2 separate regions of the Mus musculus genome follow, and region 2 is linked to region 1. The links are chromatin loops, found by intact Hi-C in ENCODE. Cell type or tissue: gastrocnemius. All regions are shown on one strand. Links, peaks and the distances in the headings refer to the core of each region. The heading gives the core; the rest is flanking DNA.

Region 1 (2,921 bases), core at 211-2,710:
GCCCTGCCGAGTTCCTGTCCTGACTTCCTGAATGATTAGCAGTGATGTGGAAGCCTAAGCTGGGCAAACCCTCTCCTCCCCAAATTGCCTTTGGTCACAGTGTTTCATCACAGAAGTCGTAACCCTGACAAGGACACCATACCAAGCCTAAGTGAATCCTACTTTATAAAAGCATGTTTCAAATGTTAAAGCTCTTGGCATGCAAATAAAAATAAAATAAAATAAAATAAAATAAAATAAAATAAAATAAAATAAAATAAAGCAACTTAACAATTGTTGAATGTTTAGTTCACAAGTACTCATTGTATGGCTTATGCATTTATTTATTATCTGGGACTGGGAGTAGAAGCCAAAATTTACACGTGCTAGACAATTCTCTACCATTGAGCTTCAACCCCAAATAGGATACATTTTCCAATGCTTTTTGTGCTATGTTATCATAGTCTTTGAGGTGGGTGCTTCATGTCAAATTCCAACATGGAAAGCTAACCAAGAGTCCTCTCCTAGAGTTGACCCAGACAGAGCCCCTGCTTAAAAAGGTAGACGTGATTAAACATTAGAACATAGCCTTCCTGACTTTTCCTATATTCACCTTTTATATGGAATAAAAAAATACCATTTATACACTGCTGCACATTGTGATCTGTTTATTTAATCACCCACACTCATATTTCTTTATTTTAAAGATAGTGTCTCAGTCTGTTGCCAAAGCTGACCACAAACTCATGGCAATCCTCCTGCTTCAGACTCCCAAGTACTGATTCATAGACTGGCCCATCTGACCCCACCGTCAATGCCTGGCATGGCCATTCATCTGCACAAACATTGTGCATTGGCTCTACGTCTCGATGTTCGTAAGCTTTCTGCACTATGTACCTGTTTATTTAATCAGCCTCCTCCTGCTGAGCGGTTGGTTAGGCATTCACAAACTATCATCATCCCAAAATGTAACAATTAACAGCCTTGTGCTTGGTTGAATCATTTGAAATGACCACACTTTTATACATCGAATAAAAATAAAAGTGAACATGTGGGCTTCGTGGTATACACGCTCTGGGATGTGCATTTCTTGAAGTAGGGTTACTGCTCTAAGGATATTCAAAAAAAAAATCTCAAGGGTTATTAATATCTCATTCTCCTAAAGAATACAGGTTTACCCTGCACTCGGTGGTGCATGCCCTACACAGGAAAAAAAAAGCGTTCATCCTTCTGAATCTATTAGAAAAATCATCCCTCAGAGGTTAGCGTTCTTCCTTTCATTGTTAGTGGGGATGCTCAACATCTTTCTGTATGCAGGCTGCATTCCTCCACCACCCTCCAATTTCTACCTGCACAACAGACAGACAGACAGACACGTACATAGATACATAAATGAAAAAAAAATAAAATCTGGTTTCAAAAGACCTGTATTGAAAGCTCCCTTTACAGGAGATAGAAATGGGCTATTTTCCTGCCTTCAGATTTCTGATACTGGACACACAGACAGGTTGTGTCTGCTCGCAGTGAGCTTCGTTGACTTTAATCTTCTGCTTTCTGAATGTTACTTGGTTGGGAAATCCGGCTTGCCTCAGCGAGGAAAGGCATTCTCTCACCTACAGGTCCTGCACAAGGCTGCCTCTGTGCAAACGTGTTGCCTGGCTACCAGCAGGGGGCCCGGCAGCTCTGTAGGCTTCCTGACTGCCTCCATTTTCTCTCCTCCTAAACAAGGCTGTCTCTCCAGCACAGAGAGGTAATTGCTGGCTTCTGCTTAGACAGACTAGCTTAGCGAATTAAAGTCGTCTGGCTTCCACCACAGCAATTAGTATGCAAATTACCGGTATATTACCTGCCTAGTCATAAATTACATTGACAAACTTAATATTCACAGATGCAACATACCAGTGTGGATCATTTTTCTGGTTTCCAGTGGTAGCAGAGCAGAGCGATTCATCACCTTATTGAACCGTAACACATTAAATCAACAGTTGAGAAATTAAGCATTTTTCAAAGCATTTTGTTATGCACTTATTTCTTTCAGCGGGCAATGAAGCAGAGCATTAAATATGTGGTGTGTCTCCATAGACTAAATGGCCAGCGGATACATTTAAGCCTAAAATAGTTCTTTTGTAACAACAACCAAAAAAAAAAAAAAAAAAAAAAATCCACAGCAAAGGAAAATCTATGAAGTAACACAATCTATTGAGTCCTCTTTAATGTCATTAGAACCAAATACTCTCTTTTCTAGTTCAGTTCCCAGAACCGTGAAAAACCACTAATCCCAATATAGAGTTGATGCGAACACTGTTCACTAATGGGAAATGTCTAAGCCCAAGGATTTGAGCTGCATAGGCTGACAGTAAATCTTTATGGTAAAGCGGTGTATGTTGGTTAGCTCACTAAATTAATTGCACCTAACTATGTGGGCTTTGCCAGTTTTAACTAAATACACTTTTGAGTCTTTTTACTGAACAGGGGGTGGGGGTGAGTTCAAATCGAGAGAGACAAGTTCAAGTCTGTTCATGACTATAGTATCGATCTTCTTCCATTATCCGAGAGATAAGCTGCATTCTTCGTCAGGTCAGTGACGTGACCCCTGAGCTCGGACAGACTCAGCACTGGCCCCAGGCAGATAGTTTCTGTCAGTGTGCCAGACGCTCTCCAAGTGTTTTGTCTGCAAAGGCCTCCAAGGAGCTCGGGAGAGTCCAAAATTCTTCCCTCCCAGGCCTGCCTGCACACTCCCACAAAATAGAACGGCCTTTGCTTTCAGATTGTGACACTGCTATGCAAGTGATCAAAGGACATGTCTGTTAATCATTTAAGCAAGGAAATCCGAGAAAGTTCACTAGAGATGGCTCACAAGAATACCCCGAGAGAGACTCAACTTCAGAGGTGCAGATAGAGCTAACCACAAATCGACCACAGGGCTCATGTCTTAGGCGGGC
Region 2 (2,921 bases), core at 158-2,657, 200 kb after region 1:
AAGATCTGCCTGCTTTTGTCTCTAACCCTGAATGTTGGGATTAAAGATTTGTTCCACCAGCCATATATATATATATATATATATATATATATATATATGTATGTATGTATGTATGTATGTATGTATGTATGTATGTATGTATGTGTGTTGTTTTTTGAGACAAGGTTTCTCTGTATAGTATAGCCCTGGCTGTCCTGGAACTCACTCTGTAGACCAGGCTGGCCTTGAACTCAGAAATCCACCTGCCTCTGCCTCCCGAGTGCTGGGATTAAAGGCGTGCCCCACCACTGTCCAGCGGTTTTTTTGTTTTTGTTTTTTTCCAGTAAGGGTTTTTCTGTCTAGCCCTGGCTATCCTGGAAGTCACTGTGTAGACCAGGCTGGTGTCAAACTCAGCTCCCAGCTCAGATAAGATACTATTAGTACTGAAGTGTTGAAAGCTAGATGAGGGAGGGCATAGTGGAGCACAGTCCTCATGCCATCAGGCAGGCAGGCAGGCAGGCAGGCAGCATTGGAGCTTGAGGACAGTCTGATCCACGGCGAGACCTGGCCTCAAAAGAAAGAAACTAACAAGCGAATACTGTTGATTTGCATGCAGGTCTAGAGAAGGAAGTCTGGAAATAGTCTGATATTATGTCTTTTGTCCACCACCTTTAGAATGAATGAGATGACTGTGCTTTTCTGACTGGGCAACTGATCGTTATCCCTGACTTTAGTTTCTCAAAGGGCCCTGAGGGCATAAGTGGGCTACTTCAGCAGGTGTCGCTTGAAAGCATTGGCCTGGAATGATGGTCATGCTATATTTATTATCTATGAAAGGTTGTAGAGTTAATATTAGTGTACCATAAGTGTATGTATGTATGTATTAGTTAGTTTTTCATATTGCTGTGATACATTTTCTGAAAGAAGCAGCATAAAGGAGAGCAAGGTTGATTTTGGTTTACAGTTTAATGGAGAAATACAATGTATTATAGCAGAAAGACTGCCCATCATGTCAGACAAGCATGGCGTCTGTGACTCCGTAGTCCTAGAAATGTGTGGCTGGAACTTGTCTGTTCTTCACATCTCAAAGGAACAGGAAGCAGAAACAAGGCAGAAGTCCGCAGGGGTATAAAAATCTCAAGCCCCATCCCTAGTGGTCTGTATCTATCCTCCAGGGAGGTGCTGCCTCCTAAAGGTTCCACCACCCCTCTTGATAGTATCAGGCACATGAACCTGTGGAGGACATTTTATATTCTAGCCAGAACACTGTATGTAATTTCCATTAGACGACACTGTAAAAATATATCTAATTTAATGTCATCTCAGAGACATAATCTTCATGGTAGAATTGAATCAACTTTACTTGTATAACCATGTTGTTTTAGTATAATGTAGTTCTTGCAATTTTAAAAAGCGTTTGAAGTTAGAAAAAAAAACAATCTATAATGATAGAAAGTCAGTTACTAAGGTTTCTTGTGGTAATGAACATGAAAGACCTCCATCTTGAACTGAGTGTGGGGTCAAATCACTTGGTTATGTGCTTATAATTTGTACAGTTCTGTGACTCTGCCAATTAACAGTTTAAAAATTGCAGCACAACAATAGACTAGAAATAATTTATATTCTAAAATATTTTCTTAAACCATGTAATATGTACAGACAAGGGAAGAAATGACAATTTTCACAATTGCGTAATATAAGTACACTTGTACATAAAACATTACAGTAGCAGCAGATACTAGGAAAGTGGGCTAAATCCAGTCCTATAGCACTATTTGTTATAACAGCAGTGATGTCCAGAGGAAAGTGGAGTTGTTGGATGCTTTGTTGTTGTTGTTCATTTTGTAAAAACACTTGATTTGTTTGCCCGGTTTAGGGAGACAGTAGACGATGTTAAGCAAAGTCGTGTTAGAGATATGAAGCACAAAACCGTGAAGGAAAGCAGGGGAAAACAATTTTGAAAAATGAAGGAGAGGGCAAGGTCAAATAGAGGATTGTAAGAAGATGAGGGGAGAGAAATAACCTGCTAGAAAGGGCTCTTTCTAGCTGAGACTGCTAAACCATTGTATAGTAGAGTTGATTAACAATCCTCTCCTTCACCAAGCCTCTCGGGTTTCGTTATTAAAAATAATTTTACAGTCAATCCTTGACTTTATTAGTTTTGTTCAAGAAGTTAGTTTTAATGAAGCTGTCATTAACACAGTAACCTCCCGTTGCCGAATCAGATACAGCTCACACTTTATTCCCAGCCTCTACCGATTACACATCGCCCTTCTCAGTAATGTGTTAGTCAGGGCAAATGATACACACCTATGTTTAAGAGTCCAGTGGGGCGGGGGGAGTACTTTAACAGAATTCCACACTATCCTACTGTAATTTACCTGATTTTTCTTGTTTATCCTTCATTCTACAGCCCTTTGTGTAAGGCAGTTATTTCGTGATGGAATTTATTTCACTTACTGAGTTTGTAAGTTGAAGTTTATGAGAGGGTGAAATTTTTTCCATTGAAGTTCTACAAAGGTTGCATTTAATGTTTTTAAGATGTGGTTCAGACTGCAACGTGCCTCAAAAATTTATTTGAACGACTAATATAGCTTTGTATATTAAATTGAAGTGCAACTGTTTTTATTTTCACTATTGAGCTGTCAGAGGGAGTTTTCCCCCATTCCGAAAGTCGTCGTAGTTATTCCTGTACGCTCATTTAAAATAATAATCCGAATCAGATTTCGACCGGGGCTTTGCAGGGGCTTGCAAAGAGCAGCCTTCGTGTAAGCAGCCTGGCTGCAAGAGTTGGGTTGGTCTGCGTGTGCTCCGTGGCACTAGGACCCAGGGGGCTCCCGTGAGCGGATCTTGGGGCCAGATTGCAAATTCGCGGTGACTCAGTCTGGTCAGCTCCTGGCGCTCGAGGCGGCCGCGGAGCACAGCACAGACACGGCGGACGT

The links. A loop is a pair of places that touch in the nucleus more often than their neighbours do. Peaks named below come from ENCODE experiments on the same cell type or tissue, not always from the same donor. Only the 100,000 strongest peaks of a DNase experiment are listed, where the experiment ranks them.
Region 2: a loop joins it to region 1, with 2.7 times the contacts of the local background. A loop is called at or near these places in 3 of 42 quality-filtered maps.

What each region holds. Positions count from the first base shown.
Region 1 is chr13:99,092,245-99,095,165 of GRCm38, reverse strand. No RefSeq gene overlaps it. Among named protein-coding and RNA genes, the nearest start is that of 2310020H05Rik, 5.8 kb to the right of the region's middle. In gastrocnemius, for the core only: a CTCF peak has its summit at 1,649 (motif pointing right); DNase peaks (open chromatin) are centred at 1,648 and 2,625; H3K27ac peaks cover 998 bases.
Region 2 is chr13:98,890,964-98,893,884 of GRCm38, reverse strand. All of the region lies in intron 1 of Tnpo1 (transportin 1), which reads left to right. Among named protein-coding and RNA genes, the nearest start is that of Gm52051, 32 kb to the left of the region's middle. In gastrocnemius, for the core only: a CTCF peak has its summit at 1,159; no DNase peak of the experiment used is centred there; H3K4me3 peaks cover 873 bases; H3K27ac peaks cover 2,174 bases.